Linked DNA regions of Homo sapiens: all the other regions are linked to region 1. The links are chromatin loops, found by intact Hi-C in ENCODE. Cell type or tissue: sigmoid colon. All regions are shown on one strand.

Region 1 (8,000 bases):
TATAGATACTTTTTGAAAATATTTTTAAGGTAGGGGTACAATTTGCTATTTGTCTGACAACTGTAGACTAGACTAAAAGTTTAGACTTTTCAAACAAAGTTAGGCTTCTTATATCAATAAAATAATTTTACTAGCAATATAACTAACTACTCTTTTAGTAAGTTTAAGAAAAATAATTTCCGTGGCAGAAATTCTAAAGTTACTGACTAGTCTTTTGTTTTGGTTTTCAATAATAATGCTTACCCTGCCAGCAATTTGCCTGGTGAATGATTCAACAAACTGGGTAATTCCATGTTCCAGCAATATAGAGTTGTTGTAGATAAACTGTTGATAGTTGTATTTCTGGTCATGAATTTGAAAGGTGTCAGGCAGAAGGGGATGCCAGTGATAGAGGGTGTTAAATTCAGCAGCAATACGATTTTGGTACTGGAATTGTTTGTTGAAAAGTAGTTCTGGGTCAAATTTCAGTTTGAAGTGATAGCCACTCAAGTGTTGCACATAATCTTCAATCACAATCTTAATAGTCTCTCCTATTTGCACAAAATAAATAATAAAAACATTTATTGCATCTGATCACAAGCTTTCAAGCAACTGGAATGCAATTTTTAAAATTTGCTATTCCTTCATTTCTGTTTTCTTCCTTGTCAGTATCAAAAGATAGCTATTTTATCAGTCATGCTTACATATTTAATGTATATAGAATGTGTGAGTTTTCATTTACCACATCTTGTCATTTACTCAAAACATAACAAAGATAGCACACTAATTTTCCCTGGGGAAGAGGGTTTTATATAAATCATTTTCTTGTTTACCTATCAGTATTAGCCTGCTTGTCTGGAACAACTGCTCATCACCCCATTCAGGATGCTCCTGTTTAAGCACATCGCATACTCTGTTGTGTTCCCGCAGCCAGATTGTGGCATACATCATCAGACCAGGCACCAGACCAAAGACCTCCTGCCCCACAGCAAACCGTAGATGCTCAGGGACTTGAGGAGGGTAGATCATCTCTGCCTGAGTATCTTTGACTGTGGGAGGATACATCTCTCCATCAATTATCTAAAAAAATAAATAAATAAATAAACATCAGTTAAAAAGTTAAGGAACACATTTTTAGGGATTTTAAAATATGGGTATAAGCGGTAATAACTAAGTCTTAATAGTCAAAGGAAGCATACCTGATATTTCATTTTTCCATCCTTGAAAAGGCGCAGTTTACGCTGTCTAGCCAGAGTTTCACCGTAAATATGATTTAAGTCCACCTAGAAAATGATGAAAAAATTTTAATTTGTTGCTGTTGAAGTTTTTCTTATATAAAGTGTCTATCATATAATTCATCATTAAATAATTTGATCATTTAGCTTTCTTTAAAATTTTTAAATAAAATATACATTTTTCATAGCCATGAATTGCTAAATTAATTTGTTTATCCACCAAAGCTACAAACTGATATGTCTTTGTGTTTAACGGAATTAATATACTATATTGAGCTTATATCATATATATTATATACTTCACTATGATGATATGGTAATTATAAAAAAGTATAAAAATGTATTATTTATAAAAAATTCTTACGAATAACTTGAAGCTATGCTATTGAAATCCAAAAAATAATAATGCGGCAAAAACCTCACTTTACAATATTGAAAGCGGCATAATCATGGTACAATGTGTTTTTGAGGACATAACATTTTGCAGTACTAACATTTTAAACTAAAAAATACAAGGGTCAAATTACAAATAACAATACCTGTACATATGTATGTGTGTGAATGTTTATATATGTGTGTGCATGTCTGTGTGTGTGTATAATTTTACTAGACCAGTGAAGTAAATGGAAAATTCCTTTAAGGTTTTTATAGATAAGACTTCTTTTTAAAAAAAGTGGATAAGTTATTTGGATCTATCTATCTGTATATCTCCTTTAATGTTAGCCCTTGACTATGATTTGGTATAATTTTACTAACTCTAAGATATTAACTCTATCTTACCCCATGGCCCAGCCCGTTGGTGAAAGCTGGCCCTCGCTTATGATCTGTCTTGAAAAACTGATGCGTGAAGTGCTGGGCAAAGAATGCAAACATCATGTTTGAGCCCTGGGGATCAGGGATGAACTTTCTTCTTAGAAGCAATTTTTCCACAATCTCATTTGAATCAGGAAGCTGCTTTTTACCTGAAAAATGAGAAAGCTAAGGTAAGAATCCATCTATGTATTCAAGAAAGGAGATGGTGACTGTCAATCTACCAAGAATTCTTCATTTATATGAGAATTACAATTGTGAATAGGATCATAATATAAACAACAGTTCTAAGATATGGTGGAACAACTTCTTACTGAATGATTTTATCTATTTTAATTAGAATTATTTCATTTCTAAAGAAATAATTTGAAAATATTAAGACATTATACCAAGACGCTCATTTGCTTTTACATAATAGTTTATATAGACTCATACTTTAAAAAATACCCATAGATAACCATGCTAAAAGTAAAAACTGCTTTTGTTAATAAATAAATGGTAGTCTAAGGTCAATTTTTTTTTTTGGCAGCAATGCAGCCCGTCTTATAGTTAATACATCTCTAATGGATTCTTCTTACTCACCTTTGACACCCAAGGGAGTCGGGCAATCATCAGGCACAGGAGGAAGGGCTCTAGTATAATAGGAGAGGTTAGAGAAGGCTTCCCAGCTTTTGTAGCCATAGTCAGCATTGTAAGTTGGTGGACTGTCAATCAAATGTGATCTGGCTGAAATTTTCAAAGAAAAAAATGTTTTATTTATTCTCATTTGTTAAGTAAATCAACCATTATTTTTATTGTAAAATGTGGAAAGTGGCACCTGAGGTTGAATGTAACTCCAAAATAAAAAAAATCTATTTTTAAACAACTACACTTTATAGTCTAATGGCCACTTGAAATACATCTTTAATAAAATACATATACTCTGCACATTATAATCTGGCAATATTGATTTTTCAGGTAGCCATCTGCTCACTATCCAAGAGGCCTATGAAAGGAATGGCTGAGTATGGCACCCACTTTAGAATCATGGAAAGTTATTTTCTTGCTGATCCAAATCCAAATTTATTTTAATGGGTGCTACATGTTCAGAACAATTCTGTGGCCCATGGGCATTCAATAAACAGCTGGACCATGCTACCTCCACAAACTGACCAAACAGTAAAGGTTAGAAGAGGTATACAGAGTTGTGAGCAGACTGTATAAACTGGATGGGACTAAATGTCAATATTTTTGGCGATTAAGATGGAAGGCAAACTTAAAAGCTATCTTAAAGTCTTTTTGATAAGCTTGGAAATATGTTTTTAGATTAGGCTTACAGTATTATAAAGCATATTTTTCTTTGAGAAGGCTAAAAACCTTAGAAAGACACTTGTACTTACATGTCAACACATAACTCATAATTGCATTTCGAAGGAAGGGAATGTTATTCACAACGTTCCAAAATCCCTTGAAGTGGGTAAGTATGTAGTGCACTGTGTTTGGAGTGGGTTTCAGAAATAATTTTATTCTTGTCAAAAATTCCGCTGCAAGAAGACGAAGAAAGGGAGGGAGAAATTAATGGGACTCATTATAAGACACAAATCTATACAATGATAACTGTATCCAGCCCCACTCCTAATGAGGCAACCAAAGGACAAACTTACGTGTTGAGCAGTTTTCTCCATAGAATCCTGTCCGGGTACAATCGCACTTATACTGGTCAAATCCCACACTCATACATACACCTCGGTTTTGACATGGGTGGGAACAGCAAGGATTTGCTGCAATTAAAGGACAGCAAATAAATCATTCTCTAGTGTCTTAATCTTAATTTAAACATTTAATTGTTTGACTATGAATCAACTTTACAATAATAAATTCAAGAAATATATAGGTAGTCATGGAAATACAATTTTTTAACCTGCCTTAGAATGGATAAAACGTAGAAATACCAATTTTCTATTCTAAATAAGGATAACAGCATATTCAACTTGGTACATCATGTTACTAAGCTTTTCTTAGTTAACTCTTTAGATGTTAAAATTAGCATTTTTAAGAAGTTCAAATAAGTAGCACTTCACTTTCCAAATTAAAATGGATCTAGTACACTAATCAACATTTAGGGAAAAATTCAAAGTAAAACAGCTTACTTTTAAGACATTTTGCTTATCTTAAAACATAATCCGGGCTTTCCTGGGAGCAGGAAAGAACTGACTAGAATATTTAAAACAACTTCTTCCACTCAATAAAAAGGTTCCAAATATAAACAATTCACATATATTGATCAGATCCTGTCTTATCATAATGACAACCTGCAAATTAGTATCATCTATCCCTATTTAGGAGGTGAGAGTGTCTCAGATCGGTTAAGTAACTGGCTCATAATGATCAGTGCTTGTGGGAAAGCTGGAATATCCACGGAGTTCTTTCGAACTCTAGCGGTCCAAGCTCTTTCCCAAGTCACGTAGCTTCTCTATTCGGAGAGAAGTCGGAGTACTGGGATAGACCCAGGAGGTCAGAGCGGAAACTCTGCCCGGGTGCGTGGAACCGGAGTCCCCGGTGCGCGGCGCCAGGTACTCACCTGTATGGCTGAGCGCCAGGACCGCGCACAGCAGCAGGGCGCGGGCGAGCATCGCAGCGGCGGGCAGGGCGCGGCGCGGGGGTAGGCTTTGCTGTCTGAGGGCGTCTGGCTGTGGAGCTGAAGGAGGCGCTGCTGAGGAGTTCCTGGACGTGCTCCTGACGCTCACTGCAAGTCGTATGACAATTGGTCGCTAACCGAGAGAACCTTCCTTTTTATAAGACTGAAAACCAAGCCCATGTGACGAAATGACTGTTTCTTTCCGCCTTTTCGTACCCCCCACAAATTTTTCCCTCCTCTCCCCTTAAAAAAATTGCGTAAGCCCGGTGGGGGCAGGGTTTTTTACCCACGGAAATGAGAAAATCGGAAACCCAGGAAGCTGCCCCAATTTGGGAGCAGAGGGGGTAGTCCCCACTCTCCTGTCTGATCCCTCCCTCTCCTCCCCGAGTTCCACCGCCCCAGGCGCACAGGTTTCCGCCAGATGTCTTTTCTTCTTCGCAGTCTTTGCCCGAGCGCTTCCGAGAGCCAGTTCTGGACTGATCGCCTTGGATGGGATACCGGGGGAGGGCAGAAGGACACTTGGCTTCCTCTCCAGGAATCTGAGCGGCCCTGAGGTCCGGGGGCGCAGGGAATCCCCTCTCCCGCCGCCGCCGCCGTGTCTGGTCTGTACGTCTTTAGAGGGTCGAGGAAGTCACGTCGGGACAGACTGGGGCGAGTAAGGTTAAGAAAGGCTGACATGTTTTATGTTTTAGTGACGACGCTTAATAGGCTGTATATCTGCTCTATATGCAGCACATACATACATAGCTTTTTAAAAAACTCTTATTTTGTGGAATGAAATAGCTACCTTCAGTGTACATAGCTGTAATTTATCTTTGTAGCTAAGTTGCTTTCAACAGAAGAAATACTGTTCTCCGTACCTTCACCCCCTCCTTGTTTCTTGGAAAGAGAGGCGGGAAAGGTAAATTCTCCTCATAATACTGGTCCTAAGCAGTTACCCTGTAAATAGTTAATGTGAGCTCCACGGGTCACCAATATAAAGTTTCCTGCCTTCTGATGGACAAAGGAAGCGGCGATGGCCAGAATTTGCAGGGACGCTAAATGTCCAAAACGTATGCCTTAAGGCATTTCTCTCCCTGATGCGTGGATTATTTTGGTTACTAGCCCTTCATAGGAGATACTGGTAAAATAAATTCGAGTTTTAAAGTTCACTCTTTTGTCTTTTCTGTCCACTTTTCCAAGATTATGAGTTGTGACCATGGATCAAAGTACAACATAGCATTTACTTTTCAGTTGCCTGGGCTTATTGGGGCTAATTTTCTATTCTCGTTTTGGAACATAGTTGGATGAGGAATTAATTAGATGGAAGGGAGATTTTGACAGTTGGAATTTCATCTTTGCTTTTGTTTAACATCTATCATGGGTAGTGCTCAGGGAGGAGCATGTGAGGGTGAGATACTAAAAAATATATATATGTATATGTGTGTGTGTATATATACATATATATATACACACACACCAGAAAAGAAGTGGAAAATAGAAAATTCAGTTATGTCCTAAGTCCTTAGCATTACAGGAAAATGACAGCATAAAACCTGAAATAAAACTACACCAGGTACCTCAATTTGTAGAAGTCTTATAAGAAAAAAATAAATAAGAGACTCACTTGGAGGTTTTTTTTTTAACTGTTTTGCTTAGTGTACACATCTGATTCTTCATGAGACACGGATGACTAAAATTCCATCTCATCTAGGAAGCCTTTCTCCTCCTCTAGTCATATTTCATCATTCCATTTATGGCACTCCTATTTATTGCATGGAATCTTACATGAAATTTCAACTAAGAGCGTGGATCATTTTCTTTTTGATAATTTAATAATTTCAATCTTCTGTTTCATTTTAAAGGAGTAGGTTGCATCTACTGAAATTTGAAGTTTATAGTTAGAGCTACTAATGTTAGTTTGGGTTAGAAGCCATGTTAGAATCCATACTGTGAGAGAGTACTAAAATTTTACATTACAATCCTGAATTCATTTTGAAGTGATCATCATCATTGTCTTCCTTATCAGACATTAATTGTTCTGTTGTCTGAAAAGAGATTTGGATACAAAAGTGAGGGAAAAACAGGGCATAAGGAATAATTATATTTAGATTATTTTAAACTCAAAGGAATTGAACTCCATCTATCCCATAGTGGAAATTCTGTCACTTATATAGCAGGATAGAGTGAAGAGTTCCATGTACTTGGAAAGTCAAAAAAAAAAGTTCAAGGAGAATCTGGGACTTTAAGGATGGGCAGAGTTTTAGAAAGAAGTGCAAATCTGAGCATAAGGAAAAAAGTTACATAATTTATTAAATAACTGACAATTCTGAGACAATAAAATAAAACGGATAGGTACATTTGGGATGCTGGTCATGGGAGTGTATTAAATGTGCCAAACTAAATTAAGACCACTAAACCTGTTTTATATGGAAAAGTACTGTGACTATTGTGTACCATAAAAAAAAGGTTTGATCATGTAAAACTTATAGCTCTCATGTTTGCATATATTCAATGTTTCTGTGTCTATTTTAGGCAAATATATGGATCTGTTGTACAAAATTTCTATTAGCGTCTGAAATTTGTTGGGAAATAATCTACATGAAAAGAAAATAAGGAAGAATCTTAAAAATCTTCCAGAGCTTTCTGTTGAGTTTTACTGCCCCCTTCTGCTGCTTGAAATTTTGTCAACTTTTTTCCTAAGATGCTAGGAAGATTGCCAGACAGATTTTGTGTTTAATTTTATAATGTTCTAAACATTCACATGTTGCACTGTTCATTTCAGATTTGTTTCATGAATATGTTGAAAAGAAATGAAATATTTATTAATTGAAGTGATAAGCCATTCATGTGAGTTAAAAGAAAATGAACAATAAAGACTCTTAATGTCCAAAATTCCAAATAAACTAACTTTTTTTTCCCTTCCTTGTACTTTGAGCAGGGTTCTACTACTCATACATACAGATCCATTATCTCAGGCAAGGGTCCTCTTTCTATTTCCCTCGTTTCTTCTTTGGTGGGTTTAGTGGTTCACTTAGAGAGTGGAGATCACCCCTTGTCTTCTTTCTTTCATGGCATGTTGGCTGAAAAAAGAGCTTTGTGTCAGGGTTATTCTTAGTATACTTTGGCAAGGTTATGCCATGAAGTTTATCTCTTCCTTGAGTAGCAGAAATGTTACTTACAGAAGATCTTTACGTTAGTCCTTTAGTAAAGCCTGATTATTTACCCATTCTTAGCTACACAAGAAGTTTTGAGGCTATAAACGAAAGCACATAATTTGTTAAATTAAGAAAAGTCCTTTCACATAAGTCAATGAAGAAACACTTAAAAAATCTATTTCTAAGTTTTATAAAACACTGATCTCCTTTCTTTTTCTCAAA
Region 2 (8,000 bases), 300 kb after region 1:
GCTGGGATTACAGGCGTGAGCCACCGCACCCGGCCAGCCTTTCCAATTTTTAGCCTTTGAGATGTCAAGTATGCTTTGCTTTAGAAACAAATCATTGTCTTCAGTATCAATCCTTCCTATCATTAGTGTATCTTCTGCTAAGATTCTGTGTCTAGGTGAAATTCTTTCATTTTTAACTTACCATATAGGAACACTATTCTGTAACTGAAATCATTGACTTGTGGTTCCAAATCATAGTGTCTGACAAATGATTATCAGTTGTAAAAGCTTAAGTTCAGTGGCCTAATTGGATTTTGTACATTAGAAAAACAGAAAAAAAGAAATTAAATGGAGAAGGAAAGGCATCATGTCTGATTTACCAGTCTTTTTGGTGACTGTGTAAATGGCGCAAAGGAATTCAGAATATGTGAATGAGTGTTCTGTTTATATGGGCTCTAATTAGATTTTGTGAGCTAATAGAACTCCACACATCTAGTTTGCTTGCTTGTTTCGTTTGGCCTGAGACTAGTAATATCAACTGTATGCAATCATCACAGTTGCACCATAATATATTTGTTAATTAATATCTTTAATTTTTGTAAATGTGTAAAATTTTCCCCAATAAGCCTTGATTCTTACAACTCTAAAATTCTTTTTTTCAGCCTTCATTTACAAATAGATGATAATTCATCTAAAAATGCTTATCAAAATATATAGCATATGTCATTTTCTCCATAGATTTGTTTCCTTTTTAGAAAAAATATTTCAAGCAGTGGACATCTGAAATCCACGTGATACATTATCTCTATGGTGATGGCAAAAATTGAAAGGTTAAGAGAAAAAATGATTAATCTCTGATTTGTAGGGAGTGAACATAAATTCTCAAAATAGAGTTAGTTGCATTTTATAAAACCTCATGCTACTAAAACAGAGGTAAGAATTAATATCACAGTCACCCTAGTTTTCCAGTATGAGCCAATAAACTCAAAACTACACATTCCTTGGGATGAATTGTATTAAATTTGATAAGTCTTTCTCAAATGGAAAAAACAGATTGTAGGAATATACAAATACCATGTTGGACTTGGGAGTAGATATACATATGTGTATCTTAACCAAATACATTTGTCTTGCTGTTCTAGTTTATATAAAGTCTGCTAAACAATTTGCAATAAGGAATGATACAGTTTTATTTATATATTTTACAAACATTCTTCAAAGTAGTTTGTTTGACACATAGATGTAAAAGTTAGTGCCTGAACAAAAATAGACTGAATCCCAGAACAACTGTCCCGACCTATACACCTCATCAAATGTTGATTCTTCAGAAACCATTAATTTAGCAGTTTTAAAAATATGTTTTCACTTTTTATTGTTATAAAATATACAAAATATAAAATTTATCATTTTAACCATTTTTAAGTGTACAGTTTAGTGGCATTAAGTACATTGCATTATCGTGCAACCAACCCCACCATCTATCTCCAGAACATTTTACATCCTCCCAAACTAAAACTCTGTAACCATTAACTAGTAAGTCCCCATTTCCCCTGCATTTTTAGTAACAATACCATCAGGTTTTTATAAGAAGATTGATAAATTCATTAAAAAATAATATGAAAGTGAAAAGGACCAAAGTAGGCTAACTCATCTTGAAGAAAGAAAGCGAAGTTAGAAGACTTACTTTACCAAATAGAAAGACAGCAAGATAACATTAAGAAAACATGACATTGTCCAAGGACAGACAGTAGCACTAAATAAAATCGTCCTTGAATAAATTGTGACTATCTGTAATAAAAAAAGTGATCAGATGATTATTCACAAAGGAAAAAATTAAATGTACCTCTTTCACATTATCAACAAAGCCAATATCAGATAGACTGTAGATCTGAGTATAAAAGTAAACAAAGCTTCTAGAATACAACACAGGGGAGTATCTTTATGACTTTGACCCTGGGAAATATTCTTTAAACTTGACGCTAAAAGCATTAGCCATAAAGGGCAATCTTTCCTGTATCTCCAAGTCCTTTAGTTCTGAGAATTAAGCAGTTTTTAATTGCTTCTGCTACAGTTTCTGGCACAGCATGTACAGACAAGGTCATGGGCGTTATATCATCTTTAAATCTCTTACATGTGACTTTGAATAAGCTGCTTAAACTTTTTGAGCCTCCACTTCCTCGTCTCTGAAACAGGTGTGGTAGGATCTATAATAATTGTAGTAGTGAATGTTTAATTGGGTGATGCATGATTACAGAAGCTGCTCAATAAATGAGAACCTTACCTATACATGTCCTTATCTTGTACCCCTGAAGGTCCATGGGGATTACACCCAAAGACCTTTGCAAATGCCTCAGGTTAACAACATAGACAAGTTTGTACAGGTAATGCCAGCTTAGGCAGTCAGTATATATTTTCTGAATGAACAAATGAAGGTAGGCTTTTTCCTGAATTATATGAACATTGAGACTCATGTTCAAGTAACTCCTCTTTGTGTGTGTGTGCGTGTGTGTGTGTGTGTGTGTTTCATAAACAGATAAAATTTTCAGTTTTCACTGACATTTTATCTTGCCTTAGTGACTCCCTTCTTCTCCACTTTAAGAAAACACATTTTTGGGGCCGGGCGCCGTGGTTCACGCCTATAATCCCAGCACTTTGGGAGGCTGAGGCGGGCAGATCACCAGGTCAGGAGATCAAGACCATCCCGGCTAACACGGTGAAACCCCGTCTCTACTAAAAATACAAAAAAGCAAAATTAGCTGGGCGTGGTGGCAGGTGCCTGTAGTCCCAGCTACTAGGGAGGCTGAGGCAGGAGAATGGTGTGAACCAGGGAGGTGGAGCTTGCAGTGAGCCAAGATCGCACCATTGCACTTCAGCCTGGGTGACAGAGCAAGAGTCTGTCTCAAAAAAAAAAAAAAAAGAAAAGAAAAGAAAAGAAAACACATTTTTATCAGAATCACAATTTTGTAAATGATGGTACTTAAAGAGCAACAAAACTCTGCTGAATTAGCTAACTCTCTCATTCCCACACCATTTGAATAGAGTAGGGTACCGATTCACACTTCGGCAACACAGCATATGTTTACTGCTGTAGACCATCAGAGTTCTTTGTAAACGGTGGATGGACATTGTGAATATAAACTCTTACAATGCAAAGTTACCTCTCTGCCAATTACATAGACAACAGTTTTCAACTTTGCAACTGTGACCACTGTGGCTTAGGGCAACGTTTCCTCTTCAATTCACTCTGACCTCAATTTTTGCTCTGAAGAGGCCATGCTGTGTCAGCCAGCTGCACCCTCCTATTGCTTCATTTTATCAAGAGATTCTAGCTTGCCTGCTTTGCCAAAGCTAAATTTCAGTTTATCTTTAGAGGACTTCTGCTCTGTTTCTGCTCACGTCATGACAGCGGCCTGGGTTTCTCATAGCATCAGGTTTCTGCTCTTACTCAATTCTCCCAAATTCCTTTTCACTGAACATTGTCTCAATGCTTGTACAATTACAGTAGTATTTCAATTTTTTTTCCTTCAAAAACTTAACGTATAGTGACTTACACTGGTAGACATGTGATGGCGGCGGGGCGGGGGTGGGATGCAGAGGCATTGGAGTCTGACCAAATTGGGTATTCAAATCCTTGCTCTGCGGCCTCTTGGCTGGGTGACATTGGGCATATTGGTTAACCTTTCTAAATTTTGCTTTCCTATTTTGTAAAGGGAAACGATGGTATATATCATGTAGGATCAGGATGGGGATTAAGTAGAATAATATAACTTAAGGGCTTGGCATGAAATAGACAGTAAATTGAAGCAGCTAATATAATTATTAGTGTTCATAGTTTTTGGCTTTTAATTATAAACCCCTTAAGAACAGTGACTTGCTTTATTTACCTTGTATTCTGTAGACATACTGATCACAATGCCTGACACCTAAAGTAAATATGCAGTACAATTTTCATGATGGGTGTTTAAAATTTCATTGACTTACTGTGGGTAGCAAGTGTCAGGATACAAGGTGCTCTTGGTGGGATGGAGGCAGAGTTCCCAACCATGGGGAATTTGTATATAGTACATGCCTGCCCACGTAGTATGGCTGCATACTCTATCTACTCTTAAACCATCACTTCGATCTGGAGGGAATATGTCTTCTGAGATTTCTTTTCTAGGACCTGTTAATTTGCTATCACAGGAAAATATATGGTTTCCCAGTCTCACTTATTCAAATTATTAATTTGATAGGCATAGTCTTAGAACCAGTTATGTGTCACATTATTCAGCATATGCCAATGATGCAAAGTAATGAGCTTTTTTCTTTCTTAAATAATTCTACAAAGTGCTAAACATTAAATGTTAATTAAAATGAGGATACATCCATATCCAGAAATACTGGTACTCATTTCTTAATTCATTAATTCATTGATATTTCTTCATCTTGATAAGGGTGTGTAGGTACAAGTAAAAGTTCTATCTTTTAAAAATAATTTATAAGCTTACTATTATGTATTATTGCCTAATATATTAGTCCATAACTCATCTATTTTTAATGCTGCCTATGATCTCTTTCTGGTCTCATTTATTTATTAATTCAATACATATTTATTGTTTAGTGTGCCAGAAACTGTTTTAGAAACTAGGGGTACAGCATGGAAAGAAGAATTAAAAGTTTTGAGTGCTTCATATAAGCCAAATATTTTCCCCCAAATATTTAACACTCAAGACTAGCCTATGAGGTGGGGTTTTAATTTATAAGTTAGGAAATGGAGTCATGGATTACTTAGGCAGGTTACTGGAAGTCACGATGATGTGGGGGAGCTGAGATGAGGCTGCATGTCTTTTCTCCTTCATTCCTTACTTTTGAACCACCTGTCTCTCAAGCAGCCTTATTTCTTAGTGTTCCCCAAACACAGCCTTCATTCTAGCCAGGCCAGAATGAATTCCCAGATGTCTCTGACGAATGCCACAGCCTCCCATCCTCAGTCTTTTCATATGGTTATTCTTCTACAGAGAATGCCCAGTCTTCTGCTCCACTTAAAAACCCTGCCTGTCCTTTAACTCAACTGGTCTCACTGTTCCTCTGAACTGAATGCTGCCCTGTGTCAATCAACCTCTAGTGAGCACCTTCTGTGTATTTATTAATTTTGCAAATATTTATTATGTACCTTCCATGTTCTAAGCGCTCGGATAAAAAAAAATGCAAGCCTGATGAACTTTCTGCCTTCCTGACATTTCAGTTTTTATTGAAAAGGCAGGCATTATCCAGCAAATTCACAGTAATTTTACACCTAAATATCTTCTCATGTTCTCCTATATTTGTAATTTTTACTTCTCTAACAAAATATACTTAACTTTCTCTCTTGGGCTTATTTTTTATTTTCTGTTGTGATAACTCAATATTTGTTTGTAGATTGCTTATAATCTCACCTCTACAAATTTGTTTCTTATGTGGAAGGGGGATCACATTTTACATGCTTGTTTTTCTTATTCTCTGCTTTCATTAGCAAAGATTTAAGAGATCTGGTTCAACAATAGGAGGCTACTGAATGGCACAAGTGAAAGATGACATGGGATAGGTGGTGAGGCTGGAGAAGGTTGAGATATGAGGGCTTTTGCTGGGATAACACTGAAGGGAAGGATTTGGAATCCCAATGAATTTCAGGGAAGAATGAAAGAGATACAAACACCATTTAAGATGACTTCTTGTATAATAATGAAAAGAAAGGTTTAAATTTAACATAATGCCTTTTTGAATATATGTAGTTGTATCATGTAGGATGCCAAAAGGTTTGAATTTAGTAACTGATCTAATACTGGGCTTGATTTTTTCTATCACAGAACTGTAACTCCCAAGAACAGGGTATTTTCCGCAGTAATGTGAAAAACCTGGTTAATGGTTTCATGGTGTTAATATGCCACCTAGTGGATCAACTTGCACATTCTAACTTGGGGTTTTCAGAGTTGGAAGTGTTCATTTTCCTTTATCAGAATGGCTTGCTCACTAGGAACACCAGCTGAGGTCCAATTACGATAAATCCACTAGTTCCTGATGTTGATATTGCTGATTTTTTTTATGCTCAAGAATTCATTATGAGGGAATTGATAGCAGCAATCATTGTCAGTTTAATTTTTTGTATGGTCTTTTTTATTTTAAAGCTTTTTAGGTGTTTAGAAAGCAAATAGTTGGTTTTTATTTTATTTGGACACTTTTATGCAATGAGGGTTGATGTTTCATGGATTTCTGTGAGAAGGAGAAACCAATTGATAAATTTGCTGATATAGATCTCTAGAAAGGCAGGGAGATTTTTAAAAGAAGATGTAGTAGGATACTTTGAATAGCAGAAACGATTTGCTGACTTACACAATATAATAAGCTCATTCTTGGCTACACACCTGGTGTGTTTATTTCTTATAAACTTTATAGCTTCACTTCTAATTTAGAGTTCCCAATTTTCATCACATATTGTCAGTTTAAAAATAACAAGCGTAACAGCTGTTGTAGAATGTTTATGTACCAGGTATTGTGCCAAGCACTTTATAGAAATGATCTCCAATCCCCACAAAACCCCAAATTAGTACATTATTTCCATTTTAAAGAAGAAGAAATGGGCTCAAGTATTGACACTAATTGCCCTCCATCTCACACAGCCAAGAAGTGTTTGTGCCTGGTAGCCTTTGGTCCAAGTCTCCTTCATAGATCTGAAGCATCTTTTGTCATCACAGAATTATGTTTCCCTATTCTTAAGAAAAGTGGGATCAGCAAATATCAGCTTTACCTTAACGGACTCATTCACGTTTGAGCCCATTTCCCGAGAAGATAATTACATATATTACGTTTTAAAATAAGGCATATAAAAGAACCACATTCCTGTGATAGCTCCCTTTTTCCAAAATCTGACTGCGTTTTTAAAGTTACTATTAGAGAATAGAGAGCCTTGCTTGTTGGGTGTCTGGGACATAAAGTCACAGAAAAATAATTGCATGTTTGCACCATTTAGATCTCACATGTTTAAGTGGTGCAAACATGATCTCCTTCAGGCAATGAGCCATGCTTGCCCAGTGAGCTTGCACGTGGTAATGGGAGAATCCCTCTGAGCATGCATCTCCAAGGCCAAGTGGGCCACAGCAGTTGTGAGTGAGAGGAGGCCATAGCGTCCTAAACTGATCAGACTTGCCAAGTATTCCTACCTGTGGCAAGGGGCTGAAAAGCCCGTGGACTGTACCTTAATGTTGCTTAACAATCCCTGAGGTAGAGAATAAAAGGAATTGTGGAATAACTCTGTGACTTGCCTCGGTTTCCTGATGCCCAGAAACATCTATCTCATTGGTCATCGAGATGAAATGAGGACTGTCCTGGGAAATGGAGTCTTCCTGATTTTAACAAGGTTCTGAAGCAGAAGCAGAGACAAGATTTACTATTCAGGCCTTCTTCCAAAGCCCATTTCCACTGCTCTTCAATAACTGCATCTACCAAATTCTGAATGTTCTCTTCTTTCCCCAAATTCTAACTAGGTTAACTTCATACCAAAACCAGTGTATGACAGTTGAAATAGCAGTTCTTAGAGGTTGTAGTTTCCTGTGTTTTCTTCTGGTTACCATTAACATGGGTATATGTAAAGAATATATATTGGATATATGTATGCTGAATAAAAAGTAGTAATTCATTTTCACCAATGAAATCACAGAGCATGATGTTTCCTAGATAGAGGAGGCTCATGTTTTATAACTGTATTGTTTCAGTTGAGGAAGGAAGGCAATTCTCCAGCAATGCCTTCTTCCTCCACTAGGAAAAGCTTTTACTTTCCTGGTGGTCTTTTTCTACTTGCCCACTAATTATAAAGAACATAAATTATAGATTTAGTAATTACTTGTTTCTTCCCTGTTATCCCCCTTTTGGCAAAGAGCAGAACCAACATAATTTTACCATGCTACCACTTTATTCCCAAATTTATCAGCATAAAATCTAGAACATTTCCAGAATCCTTCTTTCCCTGGTGAGGGAAGGAACAGTAGCTGAATATAAGCTTAACAAGA
Region 3 (8,000 bases), 73 kb before region 1:
ACTTCTTTCTATATTGTGTCTCCATTACAATTTTTCTGTGGTTATACTTATGTGAAATGCTTTTGTCTTTTAATTTATATACTAGTGTTAAAAACTGTGTGCTACCATTACAGTATTACAATACTCTGTCTTTATTCTTACCTTTATGAATGAGATTTATACTTTCATATGCTTTCATGTTGTTGTTTAGGATTTTTTAATTTCAATTCAACTTCCTTTAATACTTCTTGAATGAGAGGTCCAATGGTGAGAAACTCCCTAATTTTTTTTTCTAGGAGTCTTTGTCTCTATTTCATTCTTAAAGGACATCTTTTCTAGGTCGAGTAATCATGGTTGGCAGTTTTTTCTTAGTATTTTGAATATATCATCAAACTCTCTACTGACTTGCAAGGTTTCTGCTGATAGTTTTGTGGGGGTTCACTTATATGTGATGAGTTACTTTTCTCTGCTGTTTTCAACATTCTCTTTGTCTCTGACTTTGTATAATTTAATTATAATGTTTCTTAGTATAGGCCACTTTAGAGTCAATCTATTAGAAGACTTCATAAATCTGGATATTCGTTTCCCTTCCTAGACCTTGTAATTTTCCACCCTTTATTTCTTTGCACTTGTTTGTACTTTTATTGTTTTATTATTATTTTTTAAGTGGTGAAGTCAAATTTAATTTTTTTAACTTTTATTTTAGAGTCAGGGGTACATGTGAAGGTTTGATATATAGGTAACAATAACAATAGTTATTTCTTTCATTTTACTAATTTTGGGTTTGGTTTGTTCTTGCTTTTCTAGTTTCTTGAGATACATCATTTTCTTGTTTATTTAAATCCTTTCTACTTTTTTGACATGGACATTTATTTTTATAAACTTCCCTCTTAGTACTGCCTTTGCTGTGTCTTATAGGTTTTGATATGAGGTGACTCCATTTTCATTTGTTTGAAGAAATTTTCAAAAATTTCTTCTGAATTTCTTCATTGACCCATTGGTCATTCAGGAGCATATGGTTTAATTTCTATATATTTGTTAGGTTTCAAAAGTTCTTGTTATGGATTTCTGGTTTTATCTCATTGTGGCCAGAAAAGATACTTGATATAATTTTGACTTTTTTGAATTTACTGAGACTTGTTTTGTGGTCTAACATATGATCTATCCTGAATAATGTTCCACATGCAGTTGAGAAGAATGCATATTCTGTATCAGAAGGAGAAAATGTTCTTAAAATATTACTTAGGTCCATTAGGTGTAGAGTGTAGTTTAACTCAAATTTCTTTTTTTTAAATTTTATTTTATTATTATTACACTTTAAGTTTTAGGGTACATGTGCATTGATTTTCTGTTTGGATAATCTGTTCATCATTGAAAGTGGGTTGTTAAAGTCCCCTACTATTATTGTATTATAGTCTATTTCTCTCCTTAGATCTATTAATAATTACTTTACATATTTGGGTGGTCTGATATTGGTTGCATATATATTTACTACTGTTTATGTAATGAACTTCTTTGTCTTTTTTTACAGGTTTTGCCTTAAAACCTATTTTATCTAAGTATAGGTAGCTCTGCTTTTTTCTTTTTTGGCTTCCATTTTTGCACAGAAAATCTTTTTTCATCCCTTTACTTCCAGTCTATGTGTGTGTGTATATATGAGGTGAGCTTCTCATAGAAAGTATATAGTTGGGTATTGTTTCCTAATCCACTTAACCAGTCTATGTCTTTTAATTGGAGAATTTATTGCATTTATATTCAATGTTATTATTGATAATAAGGACTTACTACTGCCATTTTGTTACTTGTTTTCTCTTTGTTTTGTAACTTTTCCCTTCTTCCACTCTCACTGTTTTCCTTTGTGGTTAAGTGATTTTCTCTGGTAGTATGTTTTAATTGCTTATTTTTATTTTTAGGATATTTATTATAAATTGTTGCTTTATGGTTACCACGAGGCCTATAAAATCATCTTATAGTTATAACAAGTTTTTTATCAGCAGATAACTACTTCACTTTGATCATAAAGTAAAGAAAAGAAGCAAACACAAAGAAAAACTTAAAAACTTTGCACTTTAACTCCACCTCCCCATATTTTGGCTTTTTATTCTCTCGGTTTACATCTTTTCATAACTGCATCTTTCTTAACAAAATTTTGTTGTTATTATTGTTTTGATAGCTTTGTCTGTTAGTCTTCATACTAAAGATATGAGTGATTAACACACCACAATTACAGTATTAGAATATTCTGAATTTGTCTCTATACTAACTTTTACCAGTGAATTTTATATCTTCTGATGTTTTCCTGTTGCATGTTAGCTTCCTTTCAGACTGAAGAACTCCCTTCAGTATTTCTTGTAAGACTGGTCTGGTGGTAAGTCATATCCTCAACTATTATTTATCTCAGAAAGTCTTTATCTATTTTTCATGTTTGAAGGCTAGCTTGCTAGATACAGTATTATCATTTGGCAGTTTTCTTCATTAAGCACTTTGAATATATTATCTCACTCCTTCCTGGGTATGATTTCTGCTGAGAAGTCTGTTGCCCAATGAACTTGAGCTTTTTCATATGATGTTGCTTCTTTTTTATTGCTGATTTTAGAATTCTCTCTTTGACCTTGACCTTTGAGTGTTTGTTTATTATATGCCTTGGTGTAGTCTTATTTGGGTTGAATCTATTTTATAATCCTTTATAATCCTTGACAATCCTTGACTTTTCTGTACTTGCATATTTATATTTTTCTCTAGGTTTGGAAAGTGTTACTGTATTATCTCTTTGAATAAGCTTTCTACCTTTTGCCTCCTTCTCAATTCCCTCTTAAATGCCAATGACCCTTAGGTTTGCTCTTTTGAAGCTGTTTTCTAGACCTCGTAGGCATATTTCATTTTTTAAAAATTATTTTTTCTTTTTTCTTCCCTGTGTGTTTTTAAATACCCTATCTTCAAGCTCACTGAACCTTTCTTCCACTTGATAAATTCTGCTGCTGAGACCTTCCAATGAATTTTTCAGTTCAGCCAAAGTATTTCTGAGTTCTAGGATTTCTGTTCTTATTAAAAATTATTCTAATCTCTTTGTTAAATTTCTATGATAAATTTCTGAATTGTTTTTCTCTGTTATCTTGGAGTTCACGGAGTTTCCTCAAAATTACCATATTGAATTCCTGATTTGAGAGCCCACACCATTGCTCCATTGCCTATCACCGGATCTTTGCTTTGTCCATTTGGGGAGGTCATGGTTTCCTGTTTGCTGTTGTTTCTTACGGATTTACATTTCTGTCTTTGCACTAAAGGTTTAGCTATTGATTCCAGTCTTCACTGTCTGGATTGCTTTGGTCTTTCTAGGCTATGCATGTTTAGAGGTTCTGTGTGGTTTGCATGTTGAGTTCCCTTAGCCCCGGACTGCTGCCTCCTTTTTGGCACTAGATGGTGCCCTAAGTCCAAGTTTGCCACAGCTCTCAAAAAAGTTTGGAGAACTGCCTGTGTCAGATGGGGGGCTGTGTGGCAGGAGGAGTCCCAAAGGAGATTCCTTGGTTGTGTGTGGAGGCTGGGTAGAGTTTTGTGTCCTGAGGACCCATGAAGAATGCCTCCTAGAGCCCGGTGCTGCTGAACTGCTCTTCTGGTTTGGTGTCTCTTTTTGCTGAGCTGAAGAGCAGCCCTACATTTTGCACCCTGGGATTGCTATCCCTTCTCCACTCTCTCTCTCTCTCTCTCTTTTTTTTTTTTTTTCAGTCTAGCCGCCTTTAGGATATTTCTCTCTACAGGCACTTGTGATGCTTCTTGAGTTGAGGCAGAAATGGCAGTCCTGCTAAGAAACCCAAGATGGTGGGGAAGCCTGCTGTCTTGCCTGCCTTGATCTCACTTTTTCCATTGGTGAAACCCTAAGTCTAGGGGGACTTTTCCATGTAGTGCCTGGCAACTTAGGTAGGGGAGGCATATCAAAGAAACTGAAGTTCATTTCTCTTACTTTCTGCTTGTAGTTTTTCACTTTTCTGTGGTCTCAAAAATCATCAAAAGGCCCAGTTCTTGGTTACTGGTGATGATAATCTAGGTACTGGATAGTTGTTTTTGGTTTTCTGTGGGGAACACTGAAGCTAGATTATTTCTATTCTCCCATTTTGACGACATCACTCTTGAGAATACAACTGTCATTTATTAAGCCAGACATTAATGAGATTTACAAAATGCATCACAATGCCTCTCCTCTCACTAAGCTTACTTTCTTTCTTTCTTTTTCTTTCTCTCTCTTTTTCTCTCCTTCCTTCCTTCCTTCCTCCCTCCCTCTCTCTTTCCCTCTTTCTTTTCTTTTTCTCTTTCCTTACTATGGTCTAGCCTAGCACTTCTGGCCTCAAGCAATCCTCCCACCTTGACCTCCCAAAGTGCTGGGATTATAGGCATGAACCACCACATCCAGCCTTACTAAACATTTTTTGTTTAGGTAAATGCTTTTAATAAAATATAGTATTTTAAAAATATGTTATTTATACAAACATGCAATAAATGTATTATTTTTATTTTAAATGAATTAGAAAATATATTTTAAATATTTCATTTTAATTTCTAGTATAGTAAATATATATACACAAGTTTGTGTGAGTGCATCCCACATAAGCAAAAGCATTTTAAAATGTATTCAATAATTTTTAAGAGTGTAAAAAAGCCCTTAGACCAAATTTTGAGAACTACTGATATACTTCATAAATTTTACATGCATTGTTTCAATTTAACCTCAAAAAACAGATTTGTGAAATAAACAGGTCTAATCTTATATCTCATTCTGAGTTGTTTAATGCTTTATCCTCAGTGCTTGAACAGCGCCTGTATATTCTAACTGCTCAATAATATTTGTCGAAAGAACAAATATAAGGAAACCAAGATAAAAACAAAAGTTATTGAGATGTGTTTCACAACATGAATACCCTTAACACTATTGAAATGTACACTTTAAAATGGTTAAGATACAAAATTATATGTCTATTTTTTAACCACAAATTAAAAAAAAAAAAGAAAAGAAAGATATTGGGTAAGGTTAGAGTTGAGAAGACTTTTCACCTTGTGTGATATGTGGAGATAAGCATTATTACCTGAGGTTAGATCCACAGACGCTTTGGCAATAGTCTAATCAAGCACTACAAGAGGCAATGGGCTAAGCTTATTATCATGTTCTTGTGCAAGGATTCTCAAGGCCTGATTATTTCTTTCAGGTACAAATAGGGTGAAATGTTTTTAGTAACTGGGCAATCCCAAAGCAGGGAGTTTTTATAATGCCTGTTTTAATTTTACAACGTCCTGGTTCATGTTTTTCTTCCCAAGAAAGGGGTTCAGGGACTAAGTGTTTAGTGAGTTCATACAGTAAAGACCCTAAGAGGGGAAAACTAGAGACCCCTTGATGACAACATCTAATTAAACCTAAGAACCTGGAAAGTTTCTTCTTAGTTACCAACCTAGGAAATTCCTGGGAAAGCTTAACTAGCAGACACCAGATCTGGATGCCTGCGGCACTCAGATCATGTCCTAAATAGTGAACAGCATCTATTGATACTTGTAATTTGTCTCTGGAGACCTTAAGTCCCTTTTCTGCTAACTGCTATAATAAATAGAAGGAATCCTGCTGGGATGCCTCCTTAGTAAGTGAACAAAGTGAGATGTCATTGGTGTATTGAAGGAGTCAACCCTCTAGGAGACTGGAGGATGCTCAAGTCTCGACAGAGTACTTAAGAGAAATAGAAGGGGGTTTCAATGAACCCCTGAGACATGACCCTCCAATACTGTTGATTATTCCAGGTGAAAGCAAACAGGATTGACTGTCAGAGTCATCTGGAATGTTAAAGAAAGGCTGAACATGTTACAGTTTACAACTGTAAACCATTTAGAATCTGGGGGAACTTGTGACAAATGACCGTTAGGGTTTGGAACCACTGGGAAACAGCATAACTATCCTGTTAATGGCTCTTAGATTCTGAACAAATTGCCATCCTTATCCATTAGGTTTTTGTACAGGTAAAATCGGGGTGTTACAAAGGCTGCTACATGGAATAATTAATCTTTGAGCAATTAAGTCTTCTATCATTGACACTGGGACAAGACTTTTTACGGCCTCAGGCTTTAACGGGTATTGCAGTAATTGAGGAAGGGGTTTAGTGAGGTCTACTTGAATTTGAGTGCTCTGCACTTTTTATTCTTCCAAGGTCAGTATTTAATGTGGCTCATAGCAATTGGGTAGTTCAGTTAGACTGGGGCATTTTGTGGACTGTCCTCTTCCTCTATGTGTAGGACAGACCGCAAAGTCCATATGAGATCTGGCTCAGGTGGGTCAGAAAATTCCAGAGTCACATCTCCACTAGAGGCAAACCATATCAGACCTTTTAGCTTAGACAGAAGGTCTCTGCCCAATAAATTGACTAGAGCTGTGTCAAACAACAAAAGAGAATATTTTTCAGTGAAAGGGTCTAGAGTCGTTTGTGTAGCATAAGACATGAATTCCTTTTGAACTTGATTTGAAAACCCCACCACTGAAATTCTGTTTTACTACTAGGGAGAAGTTATTCTATAAAAGTAGTGTTTAAGCTGGAACCAGTAGCTCTGGTGTCAACTAAGATTGGAAAAAAAATCTTCATTAATTTTTATCTGTGTATCCCCTTGATTTTTCAAATGAATAAATGGCAGAAGCTTACTGGACCTTCCCTTGGAGGTCTGTCTGTCCACTGGTAACATGGAGATTATTATCAGAGGGTGGGCAGCCTGTATTCTGGGGCTTCCCTTAAAAAATCTTTGGAGGCAGGACTTTTAGCAGTGTCCCAGTTGTTAGCACAAATAGCAACAATTTTTTGGAAATGGTTGTTTTAGGAGTTGCATACTGGAAAAGTGCCCTGGGGCAGGTCCAAAAGTCATTCCAGTTTGCTGGTTGCCATGAAATTGTTATAATTGCTAGGATATTAATTTAGAAGCCTTTTGTTTCTTATCTTATTCTCAGATCATTTCAAAATGTTCACCTATAATTATTAGTTCAGCTGGTCTTGTAGCCTCCCATCCTATCTTTTGTTTTGTTTTTATGAGTCTGCTAATCTCCAGGAGGAGCGCATTTCAAAAAAGGCAGCTAGGGCTGGCTGGATTGTATCATCAGTTTGGTGGAAGCTGGAATACCTTGAGAAATAGGGCTTCCAAGCAAATTTTAAAATCAATAACAGACACATTTTTCTTTTACCTGCAGGCCTAGATGATATAGACCAGTCAGTGTGGGTGGGGGACACATCAGGAATAGTTTTCAAAGGTCATTTGGGATGTTTAAGGCTTTGGCTCATAAATAAATGAGGTGGGGCTTTTTGGGTCCTTGATATCATTCTCAGGAGAATACTGTTCTGCTTCTTACATCCGTTTTGGGGCTTCCTCAGGTCCCAGCAACATGTGCATTTGTTAATAGAGGGTAGATATCCAGGAGTCATAGGTTCCAATTAAGACTGAATTCTTGAGAAAATTTTGAGGGTCTTCCCTAGGATTGGGAAATTCTTTATAGCCTAAGCCCTGTTTTTGTCCAGAGAATGTAAGTGACTCAGGGATTATCTCCTGAATTTTCAGGTAGTTTTATTTTATAAAGGAGCAATTTGACTGCTTTTTCAGAGACACACACACACACACAAAAAGCAATTCAGACGGAGTTACTAGACTGTGAATATTCAGGAATAGAATGTATTAGACATATTCAGGCAAAGTAAGAGGGGAGCAGTAGGAGCATGCCGGTTCTATTGTCCTTGGTATGGGGCATAGCTTGCATTTTTCACTTCTCATTGATTTTTCTTTTTCTTTTCTTGTGACAGAGTCTTGCCCTGTTGCCTGGGTGCAGTGGCGCAATATCAGCTCACTGCAACCCCTGCCTCCCGGGTTCAAACGATTCTTGTTCCTCAGCCTCCCAAGTAGCTCAGACTATAGGCACATACCACCATGCCTAGCTGATTTTTGTACTTTTAGTAGAGACAGGGGTTTACCATTTTGGCTAGGCTGGTCTTGAACTCCTGACCTCAAGTGATCCCTTC

What was found. A loop is a pair of places that touch in the nucleus more often than their neighbours do. Peaks named below come from ENCODE experiments on the same cell type or tissue, not always from the same donor. Only the 100,000 strongest peaks of a DNase experiment are listed, where the experiment ranks them.
Region 2: a loop joins it to region 1, with 10 times the contacts of the local background. A loop is called at or near these places in 17 of 110 quality-filtered maps.
Region 3: it touches region 1 in a loop (5-fold over the local background); 22 of 110 quality-filtered maps call a loop at or near these places.

What each region holds. Positions count from the first base shown.
Region 1 is chr1:186,675,655-186,683,654 of GRCh38, forward strand. It overlaps PTGS2 (prostaglandin-endoperoxide synthase 2), which reads right to left and starts at 4,769. Exons shown (of 10, transcript NM_000963.4): 1 at 4,585-4,769; 2 at 3,668-3,784; 3 at 3,404-3,547; 4 at 2,607-2,750; 5 at 1,995-2,176; 6 at 1,179-1,262; 7 at 813-1,059; 8 at 244-530. The coding sequence starts at 4,636. PACERR (PTGS2 antisense NFKB1 complex-mediated expression regulator RNA) reads left to right here and starts at 5,000. Exons shown (of 1, transcript NR_125801.1): 1 at 5,000-5,792. RefSeq lists an enhancer at 1,920-3,119. In sigmoid colon, CTCF peaks have their summits at 4,673 and 7,310 (motif pointing left); a DNase peak (open chromatin) is centred at 4,827; H3K4me3 peaks cover 5,856 bases; H3K27ac peaks cover 1,050 bases.
Region 2 is chr1:186,980,204-186,988,203 of GRCh38, forward strand. The region is part of intron 17 of PLA2G4A (phospholipase A2 group IVA); the gene reads left to right. Among named protein-coding and RNA genes, the nearest start is that of LINC01036, 110 kb to the right of the region's middle. RefSeq lists an enhancer at 4,683-5,184. In sigmoid colon, CTCF peaks have their summits at 5,905 (motif pointing left), 7,755 and 7,965; a DNase peak (open chromatin) is centred at 3,358; H3K27ac peaks cover 340 bases.
Region 3 is chr1:186,602,543-186,610,542 of GRCh38, forward strand. No RefSeq gene overlaps it. Among named protein-coding and RNA genes, the nearest start is that of PTGS2, 74 kb to the right of the region's middle. In sigmoid colon, a CTCF peak has its summit at 3,377 (motif pointing right); a DNase peak (open chromatin) is centred at 3,409.